Linked DNA regions of Mus musculus: region 2 is linked to region 1. A link is a loop called in an ENCODE intact Hi-C map of the cell type or tissue named here. Cell type or tissue: left cerebral cortex. All regions are shown on one strand. Each heading gives the region's core, and the rest is flanking DNA. Links, peaks and the distances in the headings are about the cores only.

Region 1 (12,143 bases), core at 2,627-10,626:
CTGGTTGTTCTGACAGAGACCACATGGCAGCTCACAGCTATCTGTAACTCCAGTCCTAAAGAATCGATGCCTTTTCAGGGTACATGGGGTGTACAGGCTTACATACAGGAAGCATATCCTTACATGTAAATTAAAAATAAATAAGAATCCAAAAGAAGAAGACAGAAGAAATTACTAGTAGATAGAGCTAAGTCAACAATTTTAAGTACTTTATAAAAAACAAAGTACTTATATTTCAAAATACACCAAAACATAAAATTTAAGACTGTCAAAGTGCTATGTAAAATGAGAACACTTTTAACCGTATCTAACTGGCAACAGATAAAACGCCCCACCTACCAATCTGTCCCACTGTTGAGAACACACATATGTGTCTATCAAAGACCTTTCCATGACCCCTCCTGTAATAGCATTCAGACCTATCTTCTCTAAGGAAAAAATACTCTATTTTGTCTGTATCCCAAATTGAACACTAGCATGCCCTGCAATAATCCCTATAATATATCTCCTTAAGTGGAAATAGGGTGAACATTTGGACCTGGGGCCACAAAGGATTCATCTTTACAATCAACTACTTTGTCTAGCTGTAATCCTCCATCTAAGCAGAATTAGTGACGTCAAACAGTTTCCATGGCACAGCCAGGCTCATGACAACTCTGTTATATCAAGCAGAAGGGCAAAATAGGCTATGCTTAATTGCACACAGAGACAAACATAAGCCAAGCTGGTTAACCTCTCATTTTCTGGAGGCTTGAGAACAATGGGAGCATATTAAGAATTTCTGCTGAAGTTCTGTTATTGAAGACCCATGTTGCTCAGAATTCAGCACATTTCCTAGTTTGTTGCGACAACATCAGATCAACAAACAAAGCAACATTTTCTGTATTTGTAGCTGATCTCACTGCTTACTTGCTAGCCATCACGGGATGGTGACTTGGAGGGACAGATTACTGAGGATCTACCAGAACTAAAATGCTGCAGAAACAAAGCAGAATGATGAGCTCCACTTCAGGACACGCCTCTTCACCTCCAGTCACATCCTTTATTTGTCCTCCCAGAAGCCAATCCATAGGCTGGTTCAGCCCTGTGAAAGCCAGCAGCTTTCATTTACAGATTCCTTACAGCTATGCTCTCTAGGACTCCCTTAGATTTGGACAACTCCCCATGAGACTCCCTTTAATTGTCACTTGGATTTTTTAAAATTGCCAAGTTTTTGCTCTGCAAATGCCTCACTATTCTGCAGGGCTCTTGTAGCATCCCTGTCCTCACCTCTATAAAAATACTGTTGCCTTGGGGGAATAATAGTGTCTTTTGAAAGAAGTCACTGATTCTGGCCTGACTCAGGAAACCTTAGCATCGCCCCACCCTGCATGCAGCAGAGGAGAGAAGAGAGAGGAGCCAGAAGTCAGTCAGTGCAGAGTGCTAACCAGACAGGGCTGTGACATACAGACTCCATCCCAGCTCTTTACATTCCCACTACACAGGAGAGACGACTGAAGTGCACTCTTGCAGGGTCATTAGAGAGTTTTCTAGGCTTAGATGGAAAACGGAAATTGGTGTAGACAGTTCTCTAATTGACTCCTAAGAACACAGAGAAACTATCAAAACAGTGTTCAATGTCAGAGAAGGAATCATGGAATACAGGGTCAGGCATACAATTAGAACCAGCAATCAAATTCTCACACTATACAAATATTGCTTTGTTGAATAAAGTTTGCAAACATTTAGCACAAGAAAGAATTACCTGCCCTACAACGCCATAACATGTCATAATTCCACCTTAAGCAGTACAATATGAAAGAGGCTATTTTTAGCCTTTCCATGGTTGTTATGGCAACCACCTCCTGGCTCCAGCTGTACACAATGTTTATAATTCCAGAGAAGTAGAGAGCAAGTTTCCCGATAATGTAATTATGCATTTTCTATATGTACGGTGATAATACCTTAGTCTGATTATTGGTATTTGTTTAGTGATAGTCAGTTGGCTATAGTTCTAGAATGTTTGGAAAAATCTCATACATCAATGACAGAACCACTGAAAGGGAGGAGGGAGAAGAAACCAGTAACAAAGGCTCTTTCTAAAGGACACTGCTGTTACTCAATGAGAATACCAATCCTATGGAAACAACCACAGAAATAGGTCACCGTGGGGAGGTGTCGAGAGTGGCTAGAGTGAAGCCACTTACAGGTGTAAGGGAGACCACTTCTGGACATCTGTTCACCTGGAGCTTTTCCTTCCTTCTGGCAAACAACTAACACTGCTGCTCTCCTTTGCAGTAAGTTGCAGCTTATTACAGGTGGAGTTCTGGACAGCAGAATGTGATATACACTCCTTCCAGAGCTGACCCATGAAGCCTCCCCTAACATTATTCTGATTCTCTTCCTTTACCTGTTAGCTGGGTGAAAAACTCTTTCTTAAGATAAGACCTTAAAGATTTATGCCAGAGCCCATAGATGGAGGGAGCCTGAGATTCCTCAAGGACAAGGTGGAGAAAAAAGGGGAAAATAAATCTTTAACCTGATAAGCCATGTAGGTAGGGATTAATCTATTAGTGTAGTTAGCACACCTTGACGAATATACCTAATAACTCCTAAAGCTCCATTGGACATAGATGCCCGTTCTAATACAAAGTACTGATTAATAAACTCTACATACATGTCTAACTAGTCCTTAGTAAGCCTCCGCCCAACCCCCATTTTTCTATGACTCTAGCTTTCCACAGCTTCTGATGGCTTTCTACCAGGTCATTTCTCAACCCAACTTAATTTCTTGAACCACAAGGACTGAACTCATGTGGATTCTCCAAGCTGGGTTCTGCTGGATAAGCATGAATTCCCCTTCACACTATTCCTTCATACCCAGTGTCAGCTCTGACCGGGTGCTGCTGCTGGGTCTAGCGATGGCCATAGGTCTCTAGCTCTACCTCTGCACCATGCACTTCACAGCATCTCATCTCACTAAGCTAAAGGGGTGGGGTGGGGTGGGGTGGGGTGGGGTGGGGTGGGGGGATGGGGCTACTTTCAACTAACCCAGTGCACTGGGCCAAGCATTCTATGAATCCAATACTTTTTGCTCCTGGAAATGAGTTCATCGCCATCATTTCCTTTTACATAGTTTTCACCAACAAACTTAAAAAAAAATTCTTTCATAATACTTCTATGGCTTACAATTTTGATGGCCTTGTTTTGTTTAATTGGTGAAGATGGAATACATGGCTTGCTAGGCAAATGATGTAATACTGAACACCTACCCCAAGTCCAAAGATTTCTTTATAACACCATTTGCAGATGTCAAAACTCAGATTAAGACAGTGACCCAAATATCATCCTTATTGGACTCTACTCTGTCCTGGTTCTAGAGTTCTGGCATGACCACTGGCTTGCCCACTGCCAATTTCATGTCCTATCATCGGCGCATACCCTGCCCCAGTCAATACTCCACTTGAAGGCTTTAAAGGGAAACTTTACTAAAATAAGGCAACTAGAATATACAAATCAATACATGTAAAATACAACTACAACTAATTTTGCTGAAAAAGTTTCCCAATTATTGTACATGATCAAAAAAATGGACTTCTGAGCCCCATTCCCTCACAGCCACATGCTAGAATGAAGCAGAACATATAGGTGGAGTCAGTAGCATAAACTGCATTCCTCCCGGTCTGTTAACAGAAGTGGATATTTGATTCCTCCTCTATCAAAGCTTTGATGGAGCTTGAAATTAAAGTAACAAATTGGTCCAACATTCAAACCCAACTCTCTTTGGCAGGTTTTCTTTGAAGGCCTAAGCAATATCTAGATTCTTCTGAGAAGGAGACTGAGAAGTTTAGTTATATTTTACACTCAGTGCTGTCTCACATGTAGAAACGCAACCACAAATTTCTCAATAAAATGAAGACATTTGGGGTATTCTACTGCACCCAATTCCAACTGGCCCTTTCCTCCTAGAGTTAGTTTGACAGTTGGTCACTTCACATCATGATTAGCCTCTCATGTATCCATTCCCCCAGCAAGAATGAGAACACCAGAGGAAGGTATATAGTTTCAGGACATTCTACCGAATTAGGCTCTAAGTAGCTATAGCTTTAAGGAGGCATTCCTAGGAATATCCCAGGAACTCTATCCACCCCCTCAGAATAGCAGGCAATTGAGTTAGTGATGGTGACTCAGGCTGGCTTTTTAATCCTGATCTAAAGGAACCACCACAACCCTAGAGAGGGAAATAAAAAAGTCTAGTGGAAAAGGCCTCCGCCACCAATGACTCATGCTCCACTGTGTGACTCGCCTGGTGCTAAGACAGAGAGTTAGGCTCATTAGTCACTTTAATGAAATTCTCAAAGAAAGGATTCTCCCTATAAATAATAATGAGCTCTGCAAGCACGGTGTTTGTGTGTGAGCGTGTGACTCACCTTTCTACCATGCCAGGCAGCACCAAGCGTGTCACCTGCAAAAGAGAAAACAAAACATTAGTGATGGCTGAGGACACAAGCCACAAAAGAGTGAAAGACACCCACACATGCCAAAGAAAAGGAACTCACGAAGCCAGCCACCATTCTATAGAGAGAGGCTTATCTTATACCGTGTTAGGAGTTCATTAAGAGAATGCTGTGGCAAAGTGAACGTGGCTAAGATTAGCCTTGCCTGAAAAGTAAGGCTGGCATGGGCGCCTTCAAATAACTAGGGCTCTATGGGAAGTGGGCATCTCTTCAGTCCTTCCCAGAAAAGTCGGAACGTTATCACCCGTAACAGCATCCTGCCTACCAAGCTGATGTAAGTGATCTCATCTTAAGGACTCAAGTCATCTTTTCTGAAGGCTTCGGGGGAAGAGGATGCCAGCAGGTGAGATGTGAGTAAATGCCAAGTGCATTCATTTCTTCTGAGGTCCACAGTTATGAGCAAAACACACCGAAACCATCTGTGGCCTCTAGTGACCGACCATGAAAGGTGATGTGTGGAATTTAGCAACTTCATAATCACCGGCCAAAGACACGATGTCAACACAGGCGGCCACGAAACTCTTGGGAGATACTATTCTTCAAGACAAGTTAGAAGTGCAATCTTTGTCAAGAAGACCTCAGTTAAACAAGTCTTGGTTCAGCTTGTTTCGGCTCTCTAAACAACACAAGAAGTTGAAATGCTTGCTAAGTATAGACATTCTAAGCCTTTTATTTTGAATACTATCAACCACCAATTAAAATGATAGCATTTTGATAAAAGATTGTTTTTGATGGAAATATTCAGAAGCAAAAGATCATGAAGACTTTCTGCAGCAAAGTGTGCGATGTGGATGTCTGAGTCCAAGGTGGTGCATGCACTTGTCAGTGTAAGTTGTCACCGTATCAGTAAAACAGTGTGGGCTGACACATCTCCAATTTCAAAGTAAAAGAATATCCTCAGAGTTTCGGGGAAGTACTTCAGTAGAAGTAAAGATTCGACCAAATCTTCTGGCCCAGATAAAAAGGAGAAACTGTAAGAGCAAGCATAGGGTGAAGCTTCCCGCATCGCATCCCTCCTCTTTACACACATCTGTATTTTTACATAACTCATCCTCATAGGGTGACGAAGCAGGCAGCCAGCTGTCCTCCAGCATTTGCTCTTTCCTTGCAGATGAAGGTCTAGAGCACACAACCTTTTTCCCATTCTTGGTACCTCCCATAAAAAAAAAATGTATTACAATTTCTCTGACAACTGCACATGGCCTACAACTATCTAGTTTATAAGAAGTAGGACATACAATGTCTTGGTTGTGGACTCGAGAAGAGGAAAACAGCTTATGTTTTCCCTCTTCTTTGTAGGCAGAATGTAGTAGAGAGAAGGAGCCTTTGTTTGACCCCAAGGGGAACGTGATATACTGTAGGGTGGCAGGAGGGATAAGGGGAGGATACTTACTGATAAAGGAGTCACTGTGTAGTACCCTCAGCCCTGCTCCCCTCAGCACCCTGACTAACTGACCCATTTTGACTTTAACTTGTGATTGTATCTCTGTTATAGGATATAATCAATATTCTTTTTGTTTGTTTTGCAGTGTTGGGCATGAACCTTGAGGGTTTTTGCCCATATTAAGCAGGTATAGGCCACTGCCCAACCTTTTAACCAAAAATTCTAACTAGTAAGATTAACCATTTATGCTGATAAAGACTGACCCATGTTCACTCTTCTCCCCAAAAAGAGAATTCCACAAGCAATAGGTTAAATATTTTACAGTTCTGGGCTTCAAATTCAATGTGATGAAACCAAGTCAAAGTAAAGGTAATGTCACAGTCTATCTTTCCAACAGTTACCTCTCTCTCCTCTTCAAGTTAATACTAATTTCAACTTTGCTAATTTATTTCCCAAGCTTTGTCTTTCCAGAGGCAAACAGCAGCTGTTTAATTCATACCCAGTGATGTAAGGCCACTGTGGGACGCACTCACCACAGTTCTAGTTTCAGGCCTTCCTATGGCAGTGGGACTCTGAGCTAGGTTCTTTTTTTCTGAAGTCAGTATGTTAAATGAAGATCTACATTATATGTTATTACTTTCTTAACTTGGAATGAAGGTAGGTAGGTGTGTGTGTGTGTGTGTGTGTGTGTGTGTGTGTGTGTGTGTGTCATCCCACACATGGGACATCAGAGACTTCTGAAGGGACACTCGTGTTCCCACTATCCTTTTAGGATGTAGCACAACCGAGTCTTCAATGCTTCCCTTAAGCAGGGTATGTCCCACAATTTTGAGCCAAGAACAGCAATAAATTTTGAGGTCATCCATTTTAACTAACCATACATAAGTTTTTGGATAATTCTTTCATTATTTTAAAATGTTTCATTTGTGATCTTCTTGGGGTACTGTAAAAGCTCTTAAGATTAGGCTGTAATGATGATTAAAACTCTTTATATTTACCCCCAAACAAGCAAAGAAACAAAACCTGAACACTCAAAGCAGGAGAGTTTTACAAATTCATAATGCTTTAAGAGACCTCTCTATATAATATGTGGCTAGTTCAAGGAACTGAAATCATAGTTTACAAAACTCAGGAGGTAAAAAGGCATAAAAATAATTTCTGCATATCAACTGAGAACTGGAAGCAACAGCTTTGAGTAAGGAGCTATCCTTCTGTTTTATCTGCAGCCACTAGGTTGGGAGGGAAGAACTCAGGACCCATAATGAGATGCTTCTATGAGCAGACAGGGGGCACTAGTGCTTAGGGAAAGGAGCACTTAGAGCTAGAAGCCAGGCAGAGCTTCACAGACTGTTTTGGTTAAGTTATAAAAGCATAAACAGGAGATCACTTGACAGTAAATAAATGCCAGAAGGAACAAATGCAAAAAAGCAAACCATGAAGGAATAAATATTTTCTATTGAATTACTAGACTTCTTTGTTTGATGTATTAAAAAAATAAAGAGATGTAAGAAAAATATGTACAACTGGTTAGATGCATCATGTAACCTGCATCTGTAGAAGACATCAGGGTCAGACATTCACACAAGTCATTCACACAGGCATACTGTGGAGTATTTCACTGCAAAGGACGAATGCAACCTTAAGAGTATCTGAAAATGGTCTGTATTTATGAGCATTACACTCTGACTAACCAAGGTAACCAGCAAGCAACTGTATCTGAAAGGGGCTCTATTTGCACATTTCACTAGGGGACCGTAATGCTTAGCTAAAATATTAGGAAATTGTCTCCAAACATTTTCATAGAAGTTATTATTACTCAGTTTCCCAAAGCCCCGAGTTCACCAGAAACAGAAGTGAGGAAAATGAAGATGAACTTTAAAAGTGTGCTTTCTCGTGTGTGCATACATGCATGCATGTGTGTGCCCTTACATGTGTATCCATCTGTATTAAGGAAGTAAGACCTGTTAACGAAGAGTAGCTAAGTGGAGCTCAGAAGAGCAGCTGGTTAGCGCTTGTAGTAGCTTTCCTACACAAAGAGGAGAATGAACGAGATTTGTAGGTACCAATTTGACCTGGAGAATTCAAGCAAGTATAACCACAATTTAACTTTTGGCTGAAATACTGGGGAAATATAAACCAGAAGCTTATATTTTCCATTATGCCACACCATGTTTCTGCTCTGGGTGAAAAATTATCCAGAAAATGTTTAGACATCATGAAACTTCACATGATACTTAATTATATTTAAAAATTATATCAGGAACATGTTAAGACTTAAATGCCTTTTTGATTAATTAATATGTACTGACATAACCAAATATATTCTTTCTAAATATAAATTAAAATGAAAGGTTTGAGAAACTCAAGGCAAAAGAATAACAGTGCTTTGGGTAGCTCATTGTTAAAGAGCCAAAAGTACATACTGACTACCTAATGACCAGACAGCACACCAGCAAAGATACAACCTTTACAGGTAAAAGTGATTGATGGTTCTTCTGAAGGCTCACTATTCTCATATTTACTTCTGGATGCAAGGAAGTGGAAGTTCATTTAAAAGAATTAAAAAGTCAGCCAGGAACAACACTGAAAAGCCACAGGAAGTTAAGTTGAACTCTTCATGTTTTTATACAAACAACTAAGGTTTTCATTAATACCTTTCCTGATAATCAAATTCTAAGTCTTAAATCCAACTCCAGGCCATCTGTATTTGGGCATGTGTTACACATCATTTTAAAATATTCAACATATAAGTAGACAGACTTCCCTGTGCTGACATTAAATTCTCTTTAGCATCATACTTACATGGGACATTTAAACTAAGTTGTTAAGTCCCATTTCACTGTGTATTTATTGATTAGGCTCTTGATATCTGGGTATTAATACTCAGATACCAAGTACTGCCATGAACTTTCACTGTGCATCTGCACTGCATCTCACAGCTCACATGGTGTTTCTGGAGCTAATTCATATGCTAATTTTAGGCCATGTGCAGGTGATAATTACTATGCCAGGAAGTTTGTTGTTTCTCTTTACATATTTCCTAAAATGATATTATTACAACTTGTGAGGTTGGTGGTTGAGAATATTAGGTAGGTAGTAGTAATAAACATGAGCTCTACACTTGTTTCCTCTCCCCTGAGACAGACAGCCTCCACAAGTGCGTAGTAAGCAACTTTCACTCCTTTTTGTGGTGGCTTGAAGGAGAATGTCCCCCATAGGCTCCTGCACTGAATACCTGCTTCCCAGGTGGTGCTGCTGTTTGAGGTTTAGGAGGGATGGCCTTGTTGGAGGAAGTATGACACTGTAAGCAGCTTTGAGGGCTTAAATACTCCCGTCATTTCCAGTTTGCTCTGGGTGTGGTACAAGATGTGAACTCTTAGGCTAAGAGTTCACTGCTCCAGTCCTAGGCCTGCAGCTATAAGCCACACTTTCCCACCATAATGGATTCTTAATCCTCTGGAACCATAGGCCCTAATACTATCTTAGTCATGGTGTCTTATCGTAGCAACAGAAAAGTAACTAAGACAGTTTTCCCCCAGGTAGGTCAAAGACACCACAACAGAACTTTTATCATAATGAGACTTTCAAAGTTTGCAGCAAAAAACAAGTTTTTTTTTTTTTTAGTAATGTTTTCATTAATCCACACCACAAAAACGAAGACACTTTAAAGTCTAAAAAGTTAATCTACATTGTTATCTCACATGTAGCTCTAGTAACACTTCATAGGCAAGCTGGCCTACAGTACATAAATGTACACAGACACATGAATGGCTTCATAACAGCTGAAATCAGAATTCCTTGGAGGAAACCACATACCCATTTTCAGGTAGATTTACTGGTACAGATATGTATATTCTAGTTAGAAAAAATATGAAGTTCATTTACCTCATACAAAATCACAATCAGTATTATTAAATCATTAAAAATAGACTTCCTGGCCTAGAAAATACTTGAAAATGTATTAAAATGTAGCCATCTGTTGCCAGGATTACACAGAATTTATTTTCTTCTTAGTGCTCATATAGTTTTCAAATATCTTTGGCAACAATCTTGCAATGCTTTTATAATTAGTAAAGCCCTTACAAACTTATTTCTTTAAAAAACAAAAACAAAAAAACAAAACCAGAAACAGAAACAAAACTGTCAAAGCCTACTCTGGGTATCTCTACTTCTGCAGTGGCAGTCACTGCTGACAGAAGGAACCCAGGTACCTATCTAGGTGTTTCTACTCTTTGGTATGAAAATTGATATAACACACATTACTTTATCACATAACTTCTGGTACTTGGTCATCTGTTCCAACACTGCTATAATGCTCTAAGGCTCTAGTGAAAAGAGCCAGACAAGGCTCTGCATTCCTTTAGTCACAGTACTCAGTTAGGAGTTAGGAGGATTATGAGTTCGATGGTCCACACCAGGTTCCATGCCAGCCCAAACTATATAACAAGGACTTATCTCAAGAAAATGATGAATCAGTCAAACTTAAGATACTTGATTCAATAAGATCTGTGTCACTACTATTTGTGACTAGCGAAGTAAACAGAACAAGCCACCCCAGAATCTAGGCTCAGCTTCCAGAAACCAGGTTTTTCATGAGCAATGTCAGAATATCTCTTATGGCCAATAGGTTCACCTTTGCCCTAATTCAGACCTCAAAGAAACATACTGAAATCAATCAAGTCTAGATTTAGGCAACTGAGAAGTGGAGCCAATATAGTTTAGAAGGAACCAGTTTCTTACAAAATCTGAAACATGAAAATCTGAAACAAGTGTTCAACTGAAATAAAGACATCTTAAAATCAATCATAGTATAGATGTGAAAAGTAACAATAATGTTCTACAATGGCCTCTCCCCCATCTTTTGAGAAACTACTGGAAGCCACACCAGAATGACACAGCACACACTTCCTTTGGCAAACAGTATAATTTGAGCTGCAAGGAGGTGAGGAAGTGAGAACATAGCTTAATTAGAAGTTCTTAGAATCTCACCTGTATAGCTAACAGTATTTATTGCACAAGGGTGGAAAACTTAATTAGACATAGTTTTGAGAGCTCTGAGATCTTACAATGTTATTTGACTTTGCCTTTTCATGGTGCTTAGGTCATTGAGGAAGTTCAAGAGTTCTTTTAGATTGGAATGTTGCCCCAGGCCACAAATAAAGCTTTTCCTTGTCCAATACATTCTACTTTGATCCATATTAAAATAATATAATGAAAAGAAAAAACTTTCTAGAACACAGAAATTAACGATGCCAAACCTAAGCCCCTGATTTATACATTCCAAGCAAAGATTATTAAGAGGAATGAACAGAGTATCATCCGGTGTTTCCATGGTACAATGTTTGAGTATTTCAAGTGCTCCTATTATCTTTTCCCCCTAAAACAAAGTGACAATTCCTTAAAAGTGACAGATGTTGAAAAGAGAAAACAATTCCTAAAGATCAAGTCCCTGTCATGTTTTCACACATATGAAAGACATTTTCCTATAAACTAGGTTCACTATGAGCTAAAAAGAACCCCAAACCCAATCAACAAGGGTGTCTTTATTTTCAGAAGAAGGCGTGGAAGAAGTGCTGGCCCGTGTTTGGAAATAGTTTGCCTCTGCTGGGTCTGAGGCAGCCTGCTATTGCCATCCCTAAGGGCTGAATGTACTGCATACTTGAAAAGCTTTAGTAGCAGGCGACAACATGTACTGGTAGTCCTAGTTTCAAAATGAACTGACTAAATATTAACTTCGAATATTCTCACCCAGAAAAGCAGTAGATGGGCAAATCGGTGTTGAAGGACACATCCTACTTGGGATTTCTTAGTTTCCTGAAGTTAACTTAAATTGTGGAAGCAGAATATGAGGATACCTTTCTAGCAAGTTCCTAAATTAAATACAATTAAACTGAGGAACAAAACTCTCCCCGTAGATTTCCAAGCTAACACAAGGCTCCCCCTGCTGGTACCGTGTCACCTGCCAGAGGCATATCCATGCAAGAAAGAGAAAATGAATGCTTTGGTACTTTCTACCTGTTGACTATTCATCCAAACATTCACACCGTGGGCATGGCACAGCATTAAGCACTTTTGCTAACCACCTACAATGAAGGCACAGTGATACAGAAGGAGAAAACTTGGCTTTTTAAAAGTATGCAATAAGTGCTTTGAGGGTAGCAGGCAGATCAAGCAATATTGTTTTGACAGCACTCATCTAAAAAAGAGAGCCATCTCTCAAGGTTCTATGTGGATTTCAGAGAATACCGAGAATGGGAGATGAT
Region 2 (12,143 bases), core at 1,809-9,808, 100 kb after region 1:
TGGCTTGCTCCTCATACTTATACAACCCAGAACTACCTGCCCAGGGGTCACAGCAAAAACAGTGAGCTGAGCCCTCCCATATCAATAACTAATTAAGAAAATGTCCCATAGATTTCTCACTGTCATAATTTTGTAACCAGTCTTTGTCTGAACAGCCTTGATTAATTTCAATCTAGCTTTTCAGAGGTATGTGATACTTGGAGTTTTAAAACCAAGAGGGGGAGATATACAAATTACTCTGCAAAATGCAAAAATAAAGCTGAACACCCACTTCCAAACATAACACAATATTCACTAAATAAAATTCTAATGAACTCCGGAAGGGCTTACAGTTTAGAACAAATGACATATCTCATTCACCTGGGTGTGCACATGTAACATATACAAGCCCATGCACACACAACTAAGGTGACAAATAGGCAAACACACACACAAAGCATTGTCACAGCTCTAAAATGTGCAGTGACTTCTATATGTATAGACCTTGAAAGAAAAAAATCACAATGCTCTAAAAAGTGGACTGAATTTATAAGCAGAAAGTGTGAAGATGAGTGTGAAATAGAAGAAAGACCATCTCAGACAACAAAATCAATATTCAACACCTGGTTAAATTTGGTACATAGTAAACCATGCATAGATAAAGTCAAGAAAGCATGCACCGAGCCTGGAAAGGTAACTAAGTGGTTAAGAACATTGACTGTTCGTCCAGAAGATATGGGTTGGGTTTCTAGCACCTGCGCGTGTGCGCTCTCACTCGTGCGCTCTTGCTCGTGCACTGTGCACTCTCTCGCTCTTGCTTGTGCGCTCTCTCTCTCTCTCTCTCTCACACACACACACACACACACACAGGCATACAGAATACAGGCATACAGATTGTATTTTATTTTATGTGTATGGGTATCATGTGTGTGCCTGGTGCCCAAGGAGGGCAGATGCCCTTGAGTTAGTGATGGTTGTGAGCCACCATATGGGTGGTGGGAACAGAACTAGGTCCTCTGGAAGAGTAGCCAGCGTTCTTAATTGCTGAGCCATCTCTCCAATCCTCAATCTATTTTAAAGAATTCATAAAGAGATGTCAGAAATATACAAAGCAGATCAAAATATGCCAATAACTTGATATTCTGAAGCTAAATTCTGTGCAAGTATAAGGAGAAATTTGACTGTGGGGTTTTATGCCACAGTAGACTTGTACAAAGTGTTCTGTAAAGAGGCACCCAGGTAACACTGATAAAGAGGGACTGCATGGCAGGTTCAGTAAGAGCTAGCAATCTCTAGTCCAGATGCTACAAGGAAAGCATAATTCTAGCAACTGAATATAGGAAGCAAACTGGCTACTGTTGACTGGTCCACAGAAAATTTTGAATAAGACTTCTTGTAAAGAGCATTGCTGAAAGGTGATGCTAAGTGACAGGCAAATCCAGCAGGCCACATCTGGTCTACAGGACATGATAAAATGCTGAGGGTCCATGGACTCTGTAACAATTGCAGCTTCAGCTATTTCAGGGAACCCCCCCAGAGCTATCCATAAAGCAGTCACTCCTTCTCGGATCCTCAAACTGACATCATGGCAGCTCTGGGTATGTTAAATATTCCACCAGTCTAGGGGGAATGTAATCCAGCCTTTGACACCCAAAGAAAACTCAAGCCCCCAGTAAGCCCAGAGAGCCATGAAGCCAGTTGCCAGAACCCCTGATTGTCATGGCTATTGCTCCAGGAGTCTTGAGTTATGAAAGCTTCAGATGACCCTTAGATGACTGGACCACCCACAGACACCCTGATCTTACTGTCCTTACTCTGGCTGGAGAGGAGCACCTCCCCCACCCATAACAGCTAGAACACTCAGGAGATTGGAGAGATTTGGACGAGCAGCATTCTCATTGGCTCTAGATCATTACCGTGGTGGAAGAGTCTGAGCAGGTAACACAAAGCAGGCACCTCCTAGGCATCTCAGCCCTAGGCATACTCAGCAGAGGTGTGTTAACAGAGACAGTTAGAAGGAAGCTGAAGAATCCCAGACTGCAGCCAGGAGCAGAGACTGCAGTGCTGAGGCTGTAGGAAAACAAGAGCTGTGAAGAGCCAACACAGCAGTTGCTGCAAGCTCCAGACACCACTGAGAATCACTAGCTCTAATGCTCTCGTGCTGAGGAGCCATGCACTGACAGCTGACAGGACCAATCCCTGAAGTCCAGGACTGTAGCAGGAAGAGTTGAATGTGCCTGTACCATAACCTTGAGCTACACCAGCAGCAGGTACTGAGTCAGTAACACTGAAGGCTCAGGAGATAGATGCCCACGGCCCGTCCCTGCTAATGCTTCCCATCTCCTAGGAACAAGCAGCAGAAGTGGACTGGTGATGACAGTGGGCACAAGCTTTCCACGGCCCGTCTGGAGAGGAGCCACTGGGAAAGCACACAGAAGAATTTGTAAGGCTTAGAAATGAGAGCCTCTGTATACCTTGAAATTTGAGTCAAAGGAATTTCCTAACAGATTATATTTGGAGAAGGATCAAAGATGACCTCAAGGTTTTTCAAATGTACTTGAAAAACTGCACACAACTGAATCTGTCTAAGTCTATCCTAGCTTTTCCTTACTGAAGGGAGCTAGACACAAAGAACTGCCTGGTAAGATTTTACTAAGCACAGAATTCTCCTGTGGCCAGGCTCATTACCTCCCAATGATCCTTTTATAACTTCAGATTGTTAGCATGAAGTTGGCTATGTCTCTTCATTCCAACAATCCCCACTAATCAAATATATGTGCTTTGTATGAATATAATATGATAAAGATTGCTTATTACCCATGAAAATGTACAAGACTACATTAGAAACATATTTATCTCACTTAAAAGATGAAGTTATACTTGGAGGTTAGCTATCTTTGTTCAAGGTCACTTAGTGAGCAAAAAAGTTTACCTTTGCCCAGATGACTCTAAAGCCAATCTGTTAACCATATTACAACATAACACCCTTGAGAGGTCCTCATTGTTAAAGTTCTTAGATTGTCTAGCCTTCCCTCCATTCCTCCTATGACTAGGTTATTGAAATAGTAACATCACTTAATGGTGGTACAAGTAACTTTTTAGAAAGCAGAGTATCAAATTCCCAGCTGGAGAGAAGACACAATTTACCTTGTTTTCCTAGGGAGAAAAAACAAAAATCAGAAACTCAAACAAAGCTATCTTTCTGAGAGAGGCTTTTCTATTCACACTGTGGTATTACGGGATTCCTTGAGACAATAATAACCCAGCACTGGGCCACTCAACAAGCTGATCACTCAGACCCTGCTAACAGAATTCTCAGACCACAGTGCCTTCATTTTTCCTTTCCCCAGAGAAAAACGCTATCTGCCAGCTGTTCTTGCCTCTGCGTTCTGCCACTCTTCACCAGGCTATCTCGGGCAGACGCTTGAGAGCTCCGCTGGGGAATCACTTTCAGAGACAGCTCCGATGTCCCTCCCAAGCTCCCGGAGCACTAAGCACACTGCTTTCCCACCACAATCTGCTCAGGAGCTGCCCATTTGCCATCTCACTGGCCCTTACTCAAACAGACACTCAGAAACTGCTTTGACTAAACAGCACTGGCTCCCCACTTGGGCCCACGTGGCAACCAAATGCCAGAGGGAAGCTTGGCATTTCTTCCGTCTTTCTGTGCCTGTCCTTGGCTGCTGAAATCATATAAACTGTACATTCTGAAATTCCAGGAAGGGCAAGGAATAAACCTTCCAGCCCAGGTGTTGGCCACTGTTCACAAGGGCAGAGAACATCCTGGAACAGACATTTCTGATCAGTGTGTCACTGATCAGCCTGTAGCAACCAAAATGGTCCCTTCAGAGAATCACAACTAGGACAGGATGACAGAGAGGAACTTCTCATGCCAGCTCAAAGGAACAAAGGTGAGACAAGGAAGAGTCAGTAGGGGTCAAGACCACACCCTGACCACAGCTGCTTAATTATGCACACCACTTGCCCAATTTCTCCCTGATTTAATCTAAAGTTTTGGCTGAACACACACTTGGGATCACGGGACTCTTTCTCTGTTCCTCTCCCAACGTGGCCAACTGCAGTAACCTTTCCTCCATTTTCACCATTACTTGGAAACAGGTAGCTGAGCCCAGCCTGAAGAAGCTGCCAGCAGGTTTTTTGTTGTTGTTGTTTGTTGCTTGTTTTTTGTTTTTCGAGACAGGGTTTCTCTGTTTAGCCCTGGCTGTCCTGGAACTCACTTTGTAGACCAGGCTGGCCTCGAACTCAGGGATCTGCCTGCCTCTGCCTCCCAAGTGCTGGGATTAAAGGCGTGTGCCACCACCACTCGGCTTAGAGCAGGGGTTTTTTTGCCCTAAAAAAAATCACACTAGATTACTAGCATAAGATCCATGGCCCCACCCAATAGTGTTATACCAAACTAAGAACAAGAAAAAAGAAGCAAAATAAAATAGTAACTTTCCAAATGTATCCTTATCTACAAATAGCATTTAGTGGCATTGGAACCGATCTACACTAATTTATTTGCTTATACAATCTAAACTTAATAATTTTATTATCCTATTAATTCAACAATTATGTCCTAGTTTGCTTTCAACTACTATGATAAAGACCATGACCAAAAACAACTTAGAGAAAGATCACAGACCATGGAAGAAAGTCAGAGTAGGATGCAAAGCAGGAACCTGGAGGCAGAAACTGAAGCAGAGGCCATGCAGGAATGCTCACTTGCTCTTCTTGACTAAGTGTTTTATACAGTCCAGGGTCCAGGGATGGTCCAGCCTACATCAATCCCTAATAGGCAGAATGCCCTCACAGACCTGCCTACAGGCCAATCTGATGAGTGCATTTTCTCAACTTAAATGTCCTCCTCCCAGATGACCCAGGCTTATGCCAAGTTGACAAAAACTGAACCACTACTAATTTCTACAGAATAAACTATTTAACTGTCTATAGAGAAGAAGATAAATTAACATCACGGACTGAAATTAGAGCACCCTAAGAATGCTTCCCACTAGCATGTATTTACAGATCACCCAGGAATGAGCACTCAAGATTGAGACAGCAATCCTGTAAGGGAGAAAACAATGCTGCCTACATATTAGCATTAACCCTACTATCCCAACTCTCCCCAGCTCAATGCCTAACCACAGCTTACCGGGACCCCAGGTGCTGCCTCTGCTAGTCTGTCTTCTACATAGTATGCTACTCCCACCCAACCGCTGCCAAGGAAGAACTCATCTGAATCCTAGTTCTGAAATATCTGAATTTGAAGAGTAAGAAAGTGTTTAAAGATGTAGGTTACATACATATGTTTATGAGTTACAAGTGAGGACTTAGTTTACATTTCCTCGGGGGAGGGGTGCTGTTTTATCTGGGGAGGTGCTATCTGTACCAAAGCATTCATGTGGAGAGAAGTCAGTCTCTCCTCTGTGGATAATCCTGAGCATGGAAATCAGGCTGTCAAGTGTAGGCCAGGTGCCGTTACCTGCTAAGCCATCTTGCTTATCATTTCTTTTGCTTAAGCATTAAAAAAAAAAAAAAAAAAAAAAAAAAAAAAACCAAAACCCCAAACAATTGACCCCAACTATACTTCACTTCCATATGACACCACAGTTCTCTTTCATATCCCAATGTTCTAGGTCAAATTTCTTTTCTAAATCTGCCAGAAATGCTTTCCTAATTTTTACCAGTTTCCCTTTGTCTGGATGGAGCCAAACCTACCTTGAACGTGGCAAACCCTTGACTTTCACTCTGCGTTTTAGACTGTGCAAACAATTTACAATAATAAAGCTAAAGCAACACTGGGCTTTCTTTGCAAGTTTCATTTTATTGGATAACTGATTTCCTATGGGATTACTGTTGCATTGACTTAAAAAAAAATAAAAATAAGCCAACAAACAACTTTTTCCAAGCTGACAACAAAGAAACTGACCAAGTCAATTGTGAAATTATATCATCTGAATCTTAATCACAGCGAGCACTTTTTCCCCCAGGGACTATGAAAAGTGATTTTGGAAAGTTGTATAAAATCACTGTTTGCCCCACATCAAGGAAAGGGGCTCACAAACTCATTTCTACTTGAAATATTTTCTCCTATTATTAGGGTGTTGTCCCAAAAGATTAACTGTCATGTCTTTTCTAAGTCGTTTAAATGTTCTTTAATGAACAGAACAAACCTGAAAAGTAACATGATTTCTGTCCTGTGTTTAGTCCGTAGGCAACCGCACCCCAATATTCTATAAAATGTTTGAGTCGTGAACAGTGAGTTACAAAACACCAGAGAGCCACACATACATCATGATTACATGGGTGTTTGTTTTAAAGCCCTTCTCTCAAAAAATAGAAACAAAGGTGAGAGGGCTGAACTAGGATTTTCTCAACTTCTCTGATACGACCTTCGTTCTCATTTTTAAAATCTGTCAACTGAAAAGAAGAAGGTTCGCGTGTTTTGGTCACTTTTTGTAAAGACATTTTCCGCAAACTCTTGCAAAAAGTACTGAATACGATAGGAAGACTTTGTTTTCCCAGAACAGCGCTTCTTAGTCATTGAAACTCCAGAATAATTTACCAAGATTTCCTCCGACACCGCCTCCACCTCCCCCCTCCCCAAAAGGACTTGTTAAATTACATGAAACAAACCCAATTCAAGTAACTGGAGAATCAAGTTTCCCAAGATCCTAACTTCTGAAATCGTTGTCCCTGCAACCCTTCTTCCTATCTTCACCTATGCTCTCATCCATAGCACAGGGCCAGTTTTCAAGCCAAGTGAAAAACTTTATTTTAAAAAATAAATAAACACTGCAAGGGACACAGCGGACAATGCGCCTGACTCCGGCCGCCTGCCCAGGAGGGCTCCAACAGGACAAGTCCGGGGAGTTAAGAAAGGTCTCCTCCGTGCCCACCAGGCAGCAGCAGGTCAGATCACCCACCCCGCCAGTGCGCTCAGGGTCTGGAGAAGTTTCCGCGCTCCAGAGCGGGCTCGCTGAGCGCGAGCGACAGGGGAACAAGGGCCACAGCGTGGTCGCGGCTTGTGGTTCCACTCACCTGCCCATTCTCCGAGTCGCGGACCGACCAAGGCCTCGTTGCCCACGCACCACACCTGGAAGGCCCTGAAGAGCGAGTACGAGGCTCGCAGGGCCAGGTAGGCAATGGTGCTCGCGCCCACCCAGTACAGGAAGCCGGCCGCCGGGGGAGCGCACTCCATGGCTCGTGACTAGGCCTCACTACTACGGTGAATGGGGAAGGAAAAAAAAAAAAAGAATGAATGGGACGAGGAGGCGGTGCCGCCGTGACGGCGAAGACGCAGCGAATAGACGTGATTTTTTGAACGCTTTAGGTCTAAGACCCGCCTACATAGTCATATCCATGTGTCTATTGGTGACTTCTCTTTCCTGTAAGCGTACTATGTCTCCTATTGGTTAGCCTTCGTTTCGTAGCCCCGCCCACAATCCCCTTCGGCGCGCTCAGAGCCGCATTTCCGTATTAAGACAGTGGCTCGCTCACAAGCCGCTCAACGTTTGGCTCCGCCCACAAGCTTTACCTCGCACCACCGAAGCGCAGGGATCTCTCATTGGCAGAGGCGGCCCTTACGACTGCGGAAGGCTGCGCGCTGATTGGCCAGTGATACCTAACTGGGTTTAGCTCACATTTCAGGAAGGAATGGAACCGGAAAGGGAAGAATATAGTAGAAGTCCGGGAGGAGCTGGAGTAGTGCTTGTGATTACGTCTTAGTAATAACCGCTTTCGGATTGTTAATTCCTCAGACTTTTCAGATGAAGGTTTACGGTTCCCCTTTGTCTGCAGAGCACGCTTTCGCTCCATTTTTTTGAATGACTGCCTTAGCTCCCACAATGAACTTTATACTTGTTCCCAATAATTCGGAATTCCAGAAAACTCTACTGTGTAGTAGCGTTAACAGTTGTAAGATGAATGAAAAGTATCCTACAAGAACAGAGCTTATGGAGCAATTCTGGGAAACTCAAATTTTTTTATTGGACCTGGTCCAGTAAAAACCAAAATCATTTTATTTTTGTTTTGTGGGAGGATATTAAAGAGATATTTGTGTCCTATACTTTTTACTGTAAGACAATCAAAACAATAAAATCAAAACAGGAACCGATTCACCCCCATCAAGGGACTTCATGCTGGGATAAAAGAAAACCTAAAACGTGGGCAAACACTTCCAGAACACCTTACAGGGGAGGCAATGAGGGGCCAGTGGTGAGCTGGCTGGACCACACTTTGACTTGCTTAGATTTATGTTACTCTGGCCCATTCTTAAACCATAACTGCACATCAGAACCTAAAACATGGCTTTGGTGGAAGGTACTGGGTCTCTTTATAACTTTTCCCAAATCTTTTTTTATTCTTTTCTTTTCCTGCTGTTCTGCACTATTAATTTGACTGTTTTAGCTGACTTAGGAAGGACAGGTGACCGAAACTCACTTGTTGATGCACAAGCTGTGGCCCTGACTCTGAAAACAGGCCTTATGCTTGAGCAGCAAATACTTTACCCACCAAGCAATCTCCCCTGCCCTGAAGGGAAGCTTTAAGGGGACACAAAAATCTGATCTCTGGAAGAGCATGGAAGTACTTCAGCGGACAGGGAGACAGACATAAAGTAAACAAATGGAGTCGCTGTTCAGGCTCTACTTAGAGGTCCAGGGGCTCATTCAATATCTCCACTCAAGCTCAATACATTTATTGTTTGTTTTTGTTTTGAGACAGGATGTCAAATATCCTAAGCTGCCTCTACCTCCCAAGGTTTGAGATTCCAGGTATGTGACACCATTTTTTTTTCTTACTTCAGTGCTGGGGATTGAACCCAGAGCTTTACACATGCTAGTCAAGTAGTGTATCAACTGAGCTACATTCTCCACTCAAGCTTAATAAATTTAAAAATAAAACTCCACACCTGCCCTCATATGCCTCTTCTGGTGGCTGGAACAGCAATGCCACTCACAGGCTCCTATGTTTGAAGACTTGGTCAGCAGTTGATAGAACAGTTAGGGAAGGATTAGGAGGTGTGCCCTTGTTGGAGGAGGTGTGTCATTGGGGGTGGGCTTTGAGGTTTCAAAAGTTCATGCCATTCCAACTTAGCATGCTCTCTCTCTCTTCCTCTTGCTTGTGGACTAGATGTGAGCTCTCTGCTGCTTCTCCAGAGTCATTCATGCCTGCCTGCTGCCATGTTCCCTGCCATGTTGTTCATGGACTTGCCCTCTGAAACTGTAAGTAAGTCTCTGATTAAATGCTTTCATTTATAAGTTGCTTTGAACACGTTGTCTCTTCATGGCAATAGAACAGTCACTAAGACACATCTTTACTTTTTCTTCCCCATCTCCTTAGCTGAACCACTCACTACTCATGATTTCTTCGAGATGCAAAACCTGGGGGTTGCCCTTCTTTTCTATTAAATTCTCATAACCAGTTCTACAACAAGGCTTGTTCACTCTGCAAACAAAATATACCATGACAGATTTCTTAGCTCTGTTACTGCCAACTAATGCAAATCTCAAGTGTTTTTATACTAGAATATGGGAAAACGCTTCATTATTAGTCTCTCAGAAGCTGTCTTGGCAAATAACAATTGTTGCTGTAGAATTTCTTTTAAACAATATATAAGAAGCTGGGTATAGTGTTTCATGACTTTAATATCATCATTCTGGAGCCAGAGACATTCAATCTTTGTGAGTTCAAGGCCAGCCTTGTCTATATAGTAATACCTTGTTTGAAAAGAAAGAAAGAAATGAAGGAAGAAAGAAAGAAAGGAAGGAAGGAAGGAAGGAAGGAAGGAAGAAAGAAAGAAAGAAAGAAAGAAAGAAAGAAAGAAAGAAAGAAAGAAAGAAAGAAAGAAAGAAAGAAAGAAAGAAAGGAAGAAAGGAAGGGGGAAAGAAAAGAGAGGAAGGAAGGAAGGAAGGAAGGAAGGAAGGAAGGAAGGAATAGGAGACATAGAGAATCAGACACAACCACATTGGGACTTCAGAATCATTTATTTAAAATATTTAAAGTTGAAAATAGTCTTTAATGTAAGCAACATGAATTAACAGCATTTCATTGTAATAGTACATAAAGATTTCCATTGAAGTTCTTTGGCAGTTTTTCTACATTTTGGTACAAATTTCTACAAATCCACATTCAATTTGCACAGCAAAACCAGGAGTACTAAACTGTATAAAAGAAATTTTCATAATTAGGGAACTCTATAGAAGTTGGATGTTTTTAAGAATACTATCATAGCTTAACAATTGAGACAAGGGTCCAAGTCTTCATTACCTGTTCTTAACAGCTCTGCCATCCACTGCACTATCTGATCTTCAGCTGAATATAGTTCAGCACGTTGAGTTTGGTTGTTGCTTTCGGCAGGATCTCATGTGCCCTAGGCTGACCCTGAACCCCTTATACCTGAGCTTCTGGTGCTCTGCCTCCAGCTCCTGAGTGCTTGAATCCCACGTGTGTACCAGTTCCTTCTGTGCTGGGGAAGCACTCTGCCAACCAGGTGGACACAGGGAGCTTTGGTTCGATTCTCACATCCAGTTGTCAAATCCTGGGTTGAGAAAAAAAAAAAAAGTTCTGTGATGAACAAACTAATTTAAAACAAATACTACTTTTAGCATTAGGTTAATTAGAAGTTAATATTTGGCTTCCTTAAGCAGAAACGCATTACCATAAGAATATTGTATGTGTTCACGTCAAGTGTTTTCCTGTGCGTCACTGCATTCAGACACATCAGCCCCACTCATGTCACAAAGAAGCCAGCTCTTTAGTAAGCACTTTTTTGCAAGGACCCCTAAACGCCATGGTCTAGCTCGAGAAACACATCATCTTGAGAGCTCACCTGAAGGTCCAGCAGGGATGGGCAGCTGTTCACAGGCCTTTGACTAGAGTCAGACCTACTTAGCCTGCCCTTTTCTGACAGGAAACAGAGGAGGAGTGTATCTATCTGGGAGAGACAGAAGGTGGGGGGGGGGGGTCTGGGAGGAAAGGAGGGAGAGGAAACCTCCAGTCACTATGTAATGTATGAGAGAAGACTAAAAAAGTCAGACCTCCTTTATCAGAGCAACTCATGCTCTTCCATCATGCCCACAACTTCTGGAGGGAAGGAGAAGAAAGCATTAGCCTGGCCAACGAGATCAGCGGAATCCACCCCGGCACTCACTGGGTGACATGTCACAGCCAGATCCCACAAGCCATTCTGCACCTAAGAACTTCAGGGCTCTTTCTGCTCAAACAGAACTTGAGCTCAATTCATGGCCACTTCTATAAACATGGTCTTCAAATAAAACTGAGATCAGCCCATTTGATACAACTTTAAAGATAGTGAGACGGCTCAGTGGGTAAAGATGCTTGGTACTGAGCCTGATGCCCTCAGATTCCCTCAGACCCACATGATGGCAAGAACCAACTCCTAAGGCCACCCTCTGACCTACACACACACACACACACACACACACACAAATAAATAAGTATAATAAATAAATAAAAATACAGCTTTAATAGCTCCCTTATTTTTTCAATTCACACGCTCATAAAGACTTAAATAGAACAGAAAAGTGTGCCAAGCCATTTACCACCTCTCCTGATTGGTAGCTGACGTGTCTTGACATACCAGTTTGCCCCAGTAATCACTTTACTGTATTGTATCACCAGATTTAGTAATCACTCCAGCTATCTTAAAAAAAAAAAAATCAGTGCCACAGTTAAACCAGCTGCAACTAGGTGAAGGGGAAGCAAACAGTGACGCTTTAGCCAGACCAACCCTGCAAATATTAGGACGGTTCCACAAGCAAGCACAAAAATTACAGAGGAATGTGCATTCTTTGCTTTCCTTCACCTAAATGCTCGTGTTCACAATGGACTCCGTGTCTGCTGATGGATTATTTTGCCCTCCCAAAGAATCTTGTTAATTTGATTTCTATTGCTTTTGTCTCCTTCTTTTTTTTCCTCTCTCTCTCTCTCTCTATTTTCTTGGTAAATATATTTGATGCATACAAAAAGATTGAAAAATATCAACTAGTTATACATGGGCATGGTGGTGTTTGCACAGCACTTAGGAGGTTGAGACAGAGGGGTCGAGAGTTCGAGGTCAGCTTGAGTTAGATAATGGAGCTCTGTCTCAGACCAAAACCAACTGTAATGGAAAATGGCAAACCAACCACCCAAGAACT

Evidence for each region. A loop is a pair of places that touch in the nucleus more often than their neighbours do. Peaks named below come from ENCODE experiments on the same cell type or tissue, not always from the same donor. Only the 100,000 strongest peaks of a DNase experiment are listed, where the experiment ranks them.
Region 2: a loop joins it to region 1, with 3 times the contacts of the local background. A loop is called at or near these places in 3 of 42 quality-filtered maps.

What each region holds. Positions count from the first base shown.
Region 1 is chr2:94,047,845-94,059,987 of GRCm38, forward strand. It overlaps Hsd17b12 (hydroxysteroid (17-beta) dehydrogenase 12), which reads right to left. Exons shown (of 11, transcript NM_019657.4): 7 at 4,410-4,444. Among named protein-coding and RNA genes, the nearest start is that of Alkbh3, 43 kb to the left of the region's middle. In left cerebral cortex, for the core only: a CTCF peak has its summit at 7,158; DNase peaks (open chromatin) are centred at 4,237 and 7,165.
Region 2 is chr2:94,150,687-94,162,829 of GRCm38, forward strand. Hsd17b12 (hydroxysteroid (17-beta) dehydrogenase 12) reads right to left here and starts at 7,223. Exons shown (of 11, transcript NM_019657.4): 1 at 7,024-7,223. The coding sequence starts at 7,183. It overlaps Gm39885 (a long non-coding RNA gene), which reads left to right and starts at 7,478. Exons shown (of 3, transcript XR_866573.3): 1 at 7,478-8,756; 2 at 9,115-9,206. Mir670hg (a long non-coding RNA gene) reads right to left here. Exons shown (of 8, transcript XR_003953878.1): 8 at 9,950-10,522. In left cerebral cortex, for the core only: no CTCF peak of the experiment used is centred there; DNase peaks (open chromatin) are centred at 6,678 and 7,478; H3K4me3 peaks cover 1,909 bases; H3K27ac peaks cover 901 bases.